Linked DNA regions of Homo sapiens: all the other regions are linked to region 1. Evidence: chromatin contacts called from ENCODE Hi-C or POLR2A ChIA-PET data. All regions are on one chromosome and are shown on one strand. The core of a region is the stretch at or near the end of the contact, and the rest is flanking DNA. Distances in the headings are between cores, read along the strand shown.

Evidence for each region. A loop is a pair of places that touch in the nucleus more often than their neighbours do. ChIA-PET counts read pairs that join two places held with the same protein, here RNA polymerase II (POLR2A). Pooled maps may share reads with other maps.
Region 2: a pooled map shows a loop between it and region 1 (13-fold over the local background). The contact joins the promoter of DENND11 here to the promoter of FMC1 in region 1. A Hi-C loop is called at or near these places in 9 of 50 pooled maps.
Region 3: a loop to region 1 is called in a pooled map, with 7 times the contacts of the local background. The contact joins the promoter of AGK here to the promoter of FMC1 in region 1. A Hi-C loop is called at or near these places in 2 of 37 single-sample maps with no recorded cell type and 8 of 50 pooled maps. POLR2A ChIA-PET finds 5 or more read pairs at or near these places in 1 of 52 experiments (naive thymus-derived CD4-positive, alpha-beta T cell).

The regions. Positions count from the first base shown.
Region 1 is chr7:139,339,185-139,342,898 of GRCh38, forward strand. FMC1 (formation of mitochondrial complex V assembly factor 1) reads left to right here and starts at 2,153. Exons shown (of 2, transcript NM_197964.5): 1 at 2,153-2,338. The coding sequence starts at 2,201. It overlaps FMC1-LUC7L2 (FMC1-LUC7L2 readthrough), which reads left to right and starts at 2,153. Exons shown (of 11, transcript NM_001244584.3): 1 at 2,153-2,338. The coding sequence starts at 2,201. TRR-CCT4-1 (tRNA-Arg (anticodon CCT) 4-1) reads left to right here and starts at 1,516; the gene lies at 1,516-1,588. It also overlaps a transcript of LUC7L2 not described here. RefSeq lists enhancers at 1,334-1,393, 1,704-1,773, 1,804-1,873, 2,129-2,696, 2,144-2,393.
Region 2 is chr7:141,700,524-141,704,237 of GRCh38, forward strand. DENND11 (DENN domain containing 11) reads right to left here and starts at 1,643. Exons shown (of 9, transcript NM_001080392.2): 1 at 1,363-1,643. The coding sequence starts at 1,630. It overlaps WEE2-AS1 (WEE2 antisense RNA 1), which reads right to left. Exons shown (of 4, transcript NR_199841.1): 4 at 3,480-3,714.
Region 3 is chr7:141,549,632-141,553,345 of GRCh38, forward strand. AGK (acylglycerol kinase) reads left to right here and starts at 1,779. Exons shown (of 16, transcript NM_018238.4): 1 at 1,779-1,803. AGK-DT (AGK divergent transcript) reads right to left here and starts at 1,713. Exons shown (of 6, transcript NR_183408.1): 1 at 1,513-1,713. RefSeq lists silencers at 1,574-1,663, 1,844-2,023.

The sequences.
Region 1 (3,714 bases), core at 903-3,402:
CAGTGCCAATCCCTTTAGGAGCTTCAGACTAAGCTGTTATGACTATGCTACCAAGGAATAAGCCTGGTGAAGAAACAGGCTTTTCTGTTAGGCACAGGGCTTTCGGAGCTGAACAATTTCCCAGTCTGATGGAAGAGACTGACAACTACAGTATGGAGTAGTGGCCATGTACCTACATTAAGAGTTATTTACGATGAGTAAATAAAGGGAGCAACAGGGGACCAGAGGAGGTGAAATGAATAATTTTCACCTTGCCGTATTGACTTCAAGGGCCTGGAGAAGCGTCTAACCTAGACTTCTGGAGTAAGCTGAAGCCCAAAGGGTAAAGAGGCATATTAATACAAATGGTTAAGTTTCAGGCAGAGGGAATATCAGGTAAGGTGTGTGGTGGGGAAGAGACAATGAAAGTGGAGATACCTGGAGCAGAGGGTGATAAGCGAAAAGTGAGAGATGAAGATTAAGGTACAAGCGAGGATCAATTTATGTCGTCTGAGCTTTATCTTAGGGACAATGGGAAGCCCCTGTGATACTATAAGGGTAAGTTTACTGGGACTCCGAAGTGATTTGTTCGTTATACAATTAGGAACAGAACCAAAAAATGAACTGCTAATTTTTAAAATTAATTCCTAATCAATGTACTATTACTTCCCCGCTGTCCCATGTTTATCGCTGACGCACCAATTCAAAGGACACGGCACATGTTTCTTTTTTTTTTTGAGATGGAGTTTCGCTCCTGTTGCCCAGGCTAGAGAGCAATGGCGCGATCTCGGCTCACTACAACCTCCGACTCCAGGGTTCAAGCAATTCTCCTGCCTCAGCCTCCGGAGTAGCTGGGATTACAGGCATGCGCCACCACGCCCGGCTAATTCTGTATTTTTAGTAGAGACAGGGTTTCTCTGTGTTGGTCAGGCTGGTTTCAAACCCCCGACCTAAGATGATCCGCCCGCCTCGGCCTCCCAAAGTACTGGTATTACAGGCGTGCGCCACCACGCCCGGCCTGCGGAAATGGCCTCAACGCTTCAACCGGAAGCAGAAATTGACCGCGGCAGGCGCCATCTAACGGCCGCTGGAGCAAAGCTCCTCCTGGAAATTCGCAACACCGGAAAAGGTCCGGCTGCTTCCGGTAAAAACCCACCAGAGCTGACGTTCAGAGGGCGAGTCTCGAAGATCCGGCCAATTTGCCCAGCGCGCTGTGCTCCGCGACGGCGCATGCCCGCTTTTGCGCAGGCGCGGGGACTACGGCGCAGGCGCGGAGACTATTGCGCAGGCAAGCGCGTACGCAGAAGCGTGCGCGCGCCCGTTCAACGTCCGGAGCATCGGTGCAGTTTCGAGGGTAAAGCCTTTGGCGCGGTGATGTGGACTTTTGTTCTCTAACTACAACTCCCAGCATACGTCACCCCTCACGTGGGCGCTAGGTGTGGTTTCGTGGGATAGGGTAAGGCGAAAATGAAGTGACGATGACGTACCAAAGAGGAAAATAGTTGAATATGTTGTGTGAGCGCGTCGTTTGCAGAAGCCCCAGTGGCCTAATGGATAAGGCATTGGCCTCCTAAGCCAGGGATTGTGGGTTCGAGTCCCATCTGGGGTGGCCTGTGACTTTTGTCCTTTTTTCCCCTTTCTAAACAAAGCGAAATATGCCAACTTTACTTTTTTTTTTTTTAAATGGGAAGTGTGTGTGTGTTTTTACTAGCTGGTGGGCTGCAATTTTCGAGAATCTGCACACACCCATGTCCTTTGTCTGAGCCGCAGGTCCCCTGGGATTTGGGGAGACGTCAATACGTTGAATTTTGATATCCCTTTTATAAATCATTTAAAAATGTCTTCTCAGCGTGTTCCATATCAAATCCACACCCACACCCCCCGCCGGGCCCGCTTCTCCTGAGACTCAGCGGTTGGTCGGCTAACGGGCATCTTCAATGACGCAGTGAAGAAAAGCCCCTGTTTCCCCAAACCCTTGTTCTGGGTTAGAGGTCCTGGTACCTTCAGTTAACAGTCGGGTTTCGTTTGATTTTGTTACGGCGCCCCTGGGCCTTCGATTAATAAGGTTCGGTCAACGGACAAGTGAGCGGTTCCACTGCTCGTCAGTCGATAGGGGGAGTCGGTAGTCTGTCCGACCGTACCATTAGGCGCCTGGGCCGGAGGAGGGGTTTTCAGGGTCGTAGGACGCCGTTGGGCACCACGCTCGGAGAAGGACAGGACAATGGCGGCCTTAGGGTCCCCGTCGCACACTTTTCGAGGACTTCTGCGGGAGTTGCGCTACCTGAGCGCGGCCACCGGCCGACCCTATCGCGACACCGCGGCCTATCGGTACCTTGTGAAGGCTTTCCGTGCACATCGGGTACGGGAGCCATGTCCCGGGTGCTCTACGTGCTGGGGAGGGAGGAAGAGCCGGGTCTGGGCTAGGGTGGGGAGCACGGTGTTTAATTCCTGCATTTCTGAGGCCAACCCTCCCACGGAGCCCTGGTTCTGACCAAACCAACCCAGGCCCTAGGCTCCATGCTCTGGCATAAACTCGGGGACCAAAGGACCAGCGGGGGGGGGCGCAGAGTCGCTCTGGGGACGTCAGCCTGTCCTGCAGAGGGGCGGACCCGTCCCGAAGGATTTCATTGGCTGGTCTGTTGCCTCTGCGGAGGGCAGTCAGGAAAGTGGAATGGAGGATTCAATGCTGGGGATAAAACAATGAAGATGGAGTTGAAGGGTGTACTGTTGCTAGACTTAAAGCCACAGCATCTGGCCAACAATTTCCTCACCCGTCCCCTAGAAAAGTTATTCTAAGAAGCATTTCTTTTTGAGGCGGAAAAGAACAACTGGGCTTTAGGGAAGGAAACTTGCTGCCCTTGAGCAATGTGGGGAAAGGGAGAACGATCAACTGTCGAATTTCTGAGCCACGGACGTCAGAATGTAAAATCTTAGAACTCAAATTCACCTAGTTTTTAAAAGGTGGCAACGTTAGGGTCTGTGCTAGGAACCTGGTCTAAACAGGAAGAATCAGATGCACATGTGTCCTGTCCTTAAGACACTTGCTGCCCACCTAAGGAGCCATACAGTAAAGTACTGAGGATAAATAAGTGCTCAAGGTGTAGACAACAGGGGCTGGGGTATAAAGAAGGGGTAGTTAGGGAAGGTTTTCCGGAGGAAATTAATCAGGGACCTGAAGGCTAATTTGGAGTTAGCAAGTAAATTGGGGTTAGGGTCCAGGTTTAAAAGCTACACAATTGAAAGCCCAAGGGGAGAAAAATTGCCAGTTGAGAGTGGTTTAGCCCTAAGGTGTGGTGGGTGAAGTGGAGGTAGATGAAGTGGTAGGCCGAACAGGAACTTAAACTTTATTGTAAGTGTAATGGGAAGCCATTCTAAGATTGTGATCACCTCCCAGGTTCAAGCGATTCTCCTGCCTCAGCCTCCCGAGTAGTACAGGCAGGCGACATGCGACACCACGCCCGGCTAATTTTGTATTTTTAGTGGAGACGGGGTTTCTCCATGTTGGTCAGGCTGGTCTTGAACTCCTGACCTCAGGTGATCCGCCTGCCTCGGCCTCCCAAAGTGTTGTAATTACAGGCGTGAACTATCAAACCTGGCCCCATTCTAAGATTTTTAAGGAGGTGACATGATTATAGTTGTACCTTATGGGGATAACATTATTACCCTTGAGAGAGACTTGGTAATGGTTCTGAAATTCATGGTACATTCTGGAAATACCACTCTGGAATGCACTTG
Region 2 (3,714 bases), core at 393-2,892, 2.4 Mb after region 1:
GGAGTCAGCACTACTTCATGAAATGTCTATTTCAGTTACATAAGTACTGTACGTGTATGTGAGCATATTGGTTGTGATGTAAAATTAACTTCACATGATAGATCAGTCAAAAGAGTTTGAAAGCCATGGAATGTGGCAAAGAAACAAGCAGAAGTCACAAAGGCCTGAATTGTCCCCACAAACTCTGTCCCTGCAAATGGAGCTCCACAGTGAATCCCACATTCTTCCTGTGTCCTACAGCTGAGAACCCCAAAATTACCGGCCTGGAACCCATCATCAGCTGCCATACCAGATTCCCCTTCTCCAGATCCTAACCCCTTTTTTTCTCCACTCCATCCCACCTCATCCCAGAAAGCAGCCAATATTTTCCCGCACGAACAGGCACTCCACACTCCAGCAGCTGCCCTGGAGACATTGACAGTCACACCTGGGTTTCCTTAAGCCCTGACACCACGACTCCTGCGATGACACCTCCTTCCCCCAACCCCGAACAGCAGAGCCACTCTCAGAGTCAGAAGTCCCTAGCTGACCCTCCAAGGCTTCCTGGGCGCGCAGGGTCGTTCTTCCACCTTCTGTCCCCCGTGGACTCTCACCTGGAAAACGCACACCCCCCTGCCGGGTGGTTAGGCTAAGATTATGTGGGATAAGACTTTAATTCTCCAAGCATCTCCGAAAGACAGCCTATCCGGGGAGGCTTCTCCTTTAATCAGCCTTCAGCTGAATCCCTCAGCCCCATCCCTTAATGCTCCCGGCGTTAATTCCTCAAAATAATGCAGTCAGAGAAAGTGAACTTGGCCGCTAGGAAAGTTACCCCAGAGGAAGCGACGGGGAGCTAGGGCGAGCGGGGAGCGGGGGACGGGGTGGGGGGCGAGCGGGGAGCGGGGGACGGGGTGGGGGGCGAGCGGGGAGCGGGGGACGGGATGGGGGGCGAGCGGGGAGCTCAGGGCGCTCGCCCGGGGGGTTTCCTCCGCACAACGTGAAAAATCTTCTAGCCCCCAAGAAAAGAAAACAAAACCCAACGTGGCCACAAACCGGATGCCCTGTCACTGAAGTGCGAACACCACTGTGGGGCTGGGACTCAGAGGAGAGGAGGGGAGGGGAGAGGAGGTCGGCGGGGCTGGAACAAAGCCCTCGGGGCCGCTCCGAGAGGCCGCGCGCCAGCACCCAGCTGCGCCCCGAGGGAGAGAGCTGAGGACTGGCCGACCCCCGCCCTTCCCCAAGCCCGGGAGCCCGGGGCCGGCCCTGGTGCGGGGTGCGGGGCCGGGAGGGCAGGTGCGCGCGCAGCGAGCCCCTCCCCCGCGCCCCCAAAGCTCGGGGGCACCCCGACCCTCCCCACGCGCCTGGCCCCGGCGCGGCCCTCACCCGAGCGGGGGTCGAAGGTGACCACGAACACGGCCACCACCTGGTCCTCCTCCACGTCGCCCAGCTCCAGGCGCCCGGGCTGCAGCAGCACCTCCGGGGCGGCCGGCTCCTCGGGCTCCCGCCTCCGGGGCGGCTCCGCGGCCGGCCGGGCGCCCCCGCCGCCGCCCCGGCCCCAGCCTCCCGCCTGCGGCTGCGGGGCCTGCGGCAGGGAGACGGCGGGGCCCTCGGCCCAGCGCAGCAGCGGCGCCGCGTCTCCCTGCTCCACCATGGCTAGGCGAGGCGGAGCCGCGGGCGCGAGGGGCGGGGCGGGCGGGCTGCGGGAACCCCCCTCGCCTGGCCGCGCCAACGCCGCCGCCGCCCGCCGGGTCTGGCGCTGCCCGGGGCCCCGCCGCGGAGGCGCCTTTCCCACGGAGCCAGAGCAGGCGTCCGCGGAGCCGGCTTCGGGAACCGCGAGCCTATTCGGAGGCGCCCGTGTGCACGTCCGTGTGTGGGACGCGTGCGGCCGGAACGTTCATCCTTGCGTCCATACACCTGTGTGCGGGTGGAGGTGCCTTCTCACCTAGGGTTCCGTGGTATAGCTACCACTGTGAGTTTTTATGTCACCATTATTTTTTAAAGTCCGCTGGTCCTGTGGACCGTGACAGATATGTATTACATAATCCTGGATGTGTGGCAGAAGCTGCTTCTAAGCAGAGGAGTGAAGCAGAGGTGCTCTGGCTACCCAGGTGTTTGCAATATACTCATCAATAAACACTGAAAAGGCCATAGGGTTAAAGTTTGGGAATTTTGTTCTTCCTTTTATATTACAAACTGATTAGGATGGAGATTATGAGTTTATTTCCTGGTATATATACAACTTGAGGGTATTAAATTAGGAGGTGCTGGAGCATTTGTGGGACGAGGGATATTCCCTCAGAAGATCAGGAAAAGGAAGTTGCTCAGGGGAGAAAGAGGAAAGTCAGCTCTAAAGCTGATGGCTTTGGAAATGGATTAGGGGTTTTCTGTGAACCCCCATTTTATATTTAAAAATAAATTTTACATGCCTCAATCCTTGAGGTAAATCTAGCAGCTAAGTAACTCTTTAAGAGGAGATGTGTATAAAAATAGGAATAGCTATTAAAATAGAAAGAAGGAGGTGGCAAGAGAAGGAGGTACACAGTTCATCCAGGGTTCAGCAAGGCTCCATGGTTTGCCTGTTCGCAAAAGGACCCAGTAGAGCTATGTGCTGGGTGCTACTCCACGGGATGTTTATGAACCTCCGTGTCCTACACGTCAGCACTGCAATGATAATGTGATTTAACCCCTATCCCTAAGAAGATAATCAATGACTGCCCTAGGCTGCCACTTCTAATCTAAAATCTATGATATAACAATAAAGAATGTACTTATGCAGCATTTTACCCCCAAGAACAGGGTCTACTTTCATTATTTACATATTTAGTTCAGCCTTTCCTGAAAGGTAAAACTTCAGCATAGGAATCTCTTGATTGGATCAGAAGGATGAAGAAGTAGCTGTGGATGTTTGACCAAGTTACTGATGACCTCCAGAGCTCATCCCTTGGAGCACTGACAGCAAATAAGTCAAGACGGAGCACAGTAGAGATCCATCTCTGAGAATGTCTCCTCCATACCTGCTCATTTCTTCCCAGTGAGGCACTGTGTGTGTGTGTGTGTGTGTGTGTATGTATGTATGTGATGTGGGAGAGGCAGAAACAGACATACACACATACATACACACACAGAGACAGACAGAGAGAGAGAGAGATCTTATTTCTGTGGCCGGGGGCGGTGGGGCTGGCCTTGGTGCAGGTCACACAGGTGACCCATTACCTGTTCTAATCTTAGGGACTCCGGGAATGACCACAGCCCAACTGTGACTAACAGAGAAAAGGTCAGACTAGTGGGTCTGTACCATCGTTTTAAAATGTCTGCTCCTTAAAGTATCGGTAGGATATCATCAATCTCTAAATTACTGGGACATCAAATCAGAGATCTATTCCTATTCTAAGTATGCTATGTGTTGTGTGTGTAGACAAGTGGTATGTTTCTACTGTCACAGCTATTTTGATGAATAATCTCTAGTTCTAGCAAATGGGAAACTTTGGCAAGAGAAGCAATTTGTTAAAATCTGTTTGATTTATTCATCAGATAGATTTATAGTAGATTTCAAATTAATAGAATAACCTAGGGGTTTTTATTAATGGCACTAAAGTATCCATGGGTAAAATATGTTGTCACTGATTTGCTTCACAATACCCCAGCACTCACCCTCAATGAAGTTGCAGTTATGAACTAAACAAGACTGTAAAGCCATACATAATTTTTGAAGCTAGGTTATGGATACATAAGGAC
Region 3 (3,714 bases), core at 529-3,028, 2.2 Mb after region 1:
TCATCCTTCATCAAAGCTGACCTTTTCTTATTTGGGGAACCACTTTCATGCTGAAGCCCTAAAGCATACGCTGAGTCTGACCCTTGGAACATCAAAATCAAGTCTCAGATTTTTCTAGCCTGCAGGTGAGCAGTTCAGAAGCTTATTTCCAAACACAAACGCTTTAGATAGTTGGAAAAGAGGAACTGAAAATAATGGTCTTCCATACCCTATGACAACATTTTAGAGCTAGAAGGGTTTTTTTTTAATAGTAATGTTCTCAGTCCCCTAGTTTACAGATGGAGACTCAGGAGAGAGGGCTAGAAATTTCTTGCTACTAAACAGTGTGGCCCAATGGATTGGTGCACCCTGGCATAAGGAATATGTTTACTGCACCATAGCCTCATTGAAGGTCCCCGCCCCGGCCTTTTTTTTTTGAAGCATTCACCTAGGGAGACATAGGTAGGATGCATGTCTACACGTAGGAAATGTGCAGACTAGATAGCAAGCTCCATGGGGCAGGAACCATGAAGGGCCTTGTACCTGAGCATACCCCCAGTGCCTGATGCAGGGCCTAGTGCACACTCAAATGTTGGTTGACTGGCCGGGTGCGATGGCTCATGCCTATAATCGTAGCACTTTGGGAGGCCAAGGCGGGCAGATCGCTTGAGGTCAGGAGTTCGAGACCAGCCTGGCCAACGTGACAAAACCCCCGTCTTTACTAAAAATACAAAAAAATTTAGCTGGGCCTGGTGGCACACACCTGTAATCCCAGTTACTCGGGAGGCTGAGGCACAAGAATTGCTTGAACCCGGGAAGCAGAGGCTGCAGTGAGCTGAGATTGCACCACTGCACTAGCGCCTGAGCCACAGAGTGAGACCCTGTCTAAAAAAAAAAAAAAGTTGGCAGACTGAATGCTGGAAAGAAGAAGGACCTGGCTTTGTCCCCACACCAATCTGGTGGGCGAGTACAGAATGTAAACTGTCTGGAGGTTGGCATTGGCCTAGCTTCTCCGTTGCTCTCTTGTTCTCTAGAATCCAATCAAGCACCTGTGGCCAGAGAGCTGTGTGAAATGGAAACCAGTCCCACCAGCCCCTGATTGCACCCCCGCAATGTCTTCTCGCCCTGTTTAATGTCATGTCCAAACTCCTGGCCGCCGTGGCCTGTCTCCACCTCTCCAGCTTCCTCGCTTGGCCTGTCTCCTTAGCTCTCTCTGTCTCACCCACACTGGCCTGCAACTCGCCAGAGTGCCCCAGGCTTTTCAGCTTTTGCACGGGCCCTTCCCTCTCCAGGCTCTCTCCCCTGGATCTTTGCTTCAGCTGCTCCTTCTTGACATCCAGGTCTCAGACCAATGGCCCCTTACTCAGAAGGCCTAGCGCAGGCCGCCTAATTTCACACAGTTCTCCCCCTTCCCGCACTGCCTTCCATCACCTCGTTTCATTTTCTTCGTGGCACGGAGCACCATCTCCAATGGCCTTGTTCATTTAGTTAATTTATTTTCCGACTTAGTTCCAGGTGCTAAAACAGTGTTACCTTGGCAGGCTTCCCATCAAATATTGTTGCGCAAAGGATGGATGGATGAAAGGAAGAGTGAGCCAATAAACGAGGGAACGCCGGGAAAGGCAGCCTCAAGCCGGTGGGCCCTGCCACCCCCACCGTCCCTGAGCATCCGAGCCGGTTCCCGCCCCCGGCCCGAACTGGCCCGCGCGCGCTCGCAGCCCCGCGGCGGAACCCGAGGGCGGCGGCAGCGGTTTCCCTTGAACGAGCCGGGGAATCTGGAGGGAGCACACAGGAAAGGCAGAGCCGCGAGCTGGACCAGCCGTGGTGAGTGCAGCGGCGCCCAGGCGGGGAGCGCAGTGCGGGTCGCTGGGACTGAGCGCGCGAGCGGGGTGGGAGTCGGGATGGGGGCCCGGGGCGCTGGGCGGAGCCTCTGGAGTCGCGCTGGGCCGAGAGCCGCGGGGACCCAAGCATCAGGGGTCGTGGGTGCAGGCGGCGGCGCGGCTTGAGGGTAGGGGGTGCGGGCCTGGCCGGCGCGGCAGGGGAGGGCCTCGCGCGGATCCCGTGGTCACGGCGGGAGTCAGCTGTCCTGGGTTCGAGTCCCAGAGCTGTCGCTAACTTGTGGACCCCCCTCACTTCGTCCCTTGGGCTTCAGCATAGCCCTTTGCAAAATGGGGCCAATAGTATCAGATCCATTGATGGGTTGGTTGGTTCATTCATTCTGGCGCTTTACTAGGTTCTGGTGCTGCAGATGGATAGACGAACTTGCCCATGAGGGGTTCACTATCTAGTAAGAAAAACATTTCCACCTGGATACTCCACAGGCGTGTCAAATTCAGTATCTCCTAAACCGCACTACTTTTCTCCACAAACCTACCACTCAAATCTAAATGACTGAAATCACTATTCAACCAGTCACCCAAGCACAAAAACCTGGCTTGGTTCCTCCTCTCTCACTTACTACAGTCAATGGACCACCAACTGCTGCCAATTTCTACTTTCTAAAGCTTTCCAAATCCATCCTTTATCTTGGTTTGTTCTTTTAGGAGCCTACAGATTATGGCAATAACTTCCTAATGGTTCTCTTTAGCTTTAATTTTAGCTTCTTCCAGTTCATTTTTCATTCTGCTATAAAGTGGTCTTTTAACAGTTCAAATATGATTATATCACTCACCTGCTTAAAGCCCATTAAAGGTTTTTCATTGTCTTCAAAATAATAGCCAAAGTCCTTAGTGTGGGTTCAAGGTCTTTTCTAATCCCACCTGGTCTTCAATCCTTTATCTCTAAACCACTGTTTCTCAAAGTCTGGTATAGTGGTGACCTCCATTGCAACCAACATGGGAGTACTTGTTAACAAGTGAAGATGACAGCTTAATTCCAGAACAAATGAGACTCTTGCGGGAAGGGGCAGTTCCCAGGATTCTGTGTTTTTAACAAGTTCTGCACTAAAGGTTGAGAACCCCTGTTCTAGACACTCCAATTTTTACTCCGCTGTTGATGAGATTCAGGACACACTGCCGCAAAATATGACTCGTTGGCATTAGAGGAAACAACTGAAGCAGGAAAGTCACTTTGTGTCTTCCCACTTTTCTCCCCTGAAGCAGGCCATAAAAGAATTGTTTGACCTTCTTCTGTATAAGACCCTTCAGTGAGAGGTGCTCATCCTGTAAGTATAGGATCGAGGAAAGGAATGCCCTTATCTTTGAAGACACAGGTACACAGAGAAGAATCAGAACAAATAGGCCTTGCTAAATTCTCCCCAGCGTATTACTGTTAGATCATACCCCCTTTTTCCAGTCTCAGCCATGAACCTAATTCTCCCCTCAACTATCTACGTATGTTTCTCTCAACACACTTTACTGTCTTTTATGCCTTTGTACACTCTCAGTTTGGGCTACTGTAAAAAAAAAATAGCAAAAACTGGGTGGCTTAAACAACAGAAATTTAATTCTCACAGTTCCGGAGGCTGGAAGTCCAAAGTTAAGGTGCCAGCATGGTTGAGTGCATGGTGATAGCTCTCTTCCTCGGTTTGTAGAGATCTGTCTTCTTGCTGTATCCTCACAATGCAGAGAGACCATCTCTGTAGTGTCTAGTCTCATAAGGACACTAATCCCTTTCATGGGAGCCACTCTTATGACCCAATTATCTCCCGAAGGCTCTATCTCCTAATACCATCTCAATGGGGATAGGGCTTCCACATCACCATTTTTGGGGAACACAGCATTCAGACAATAGCAT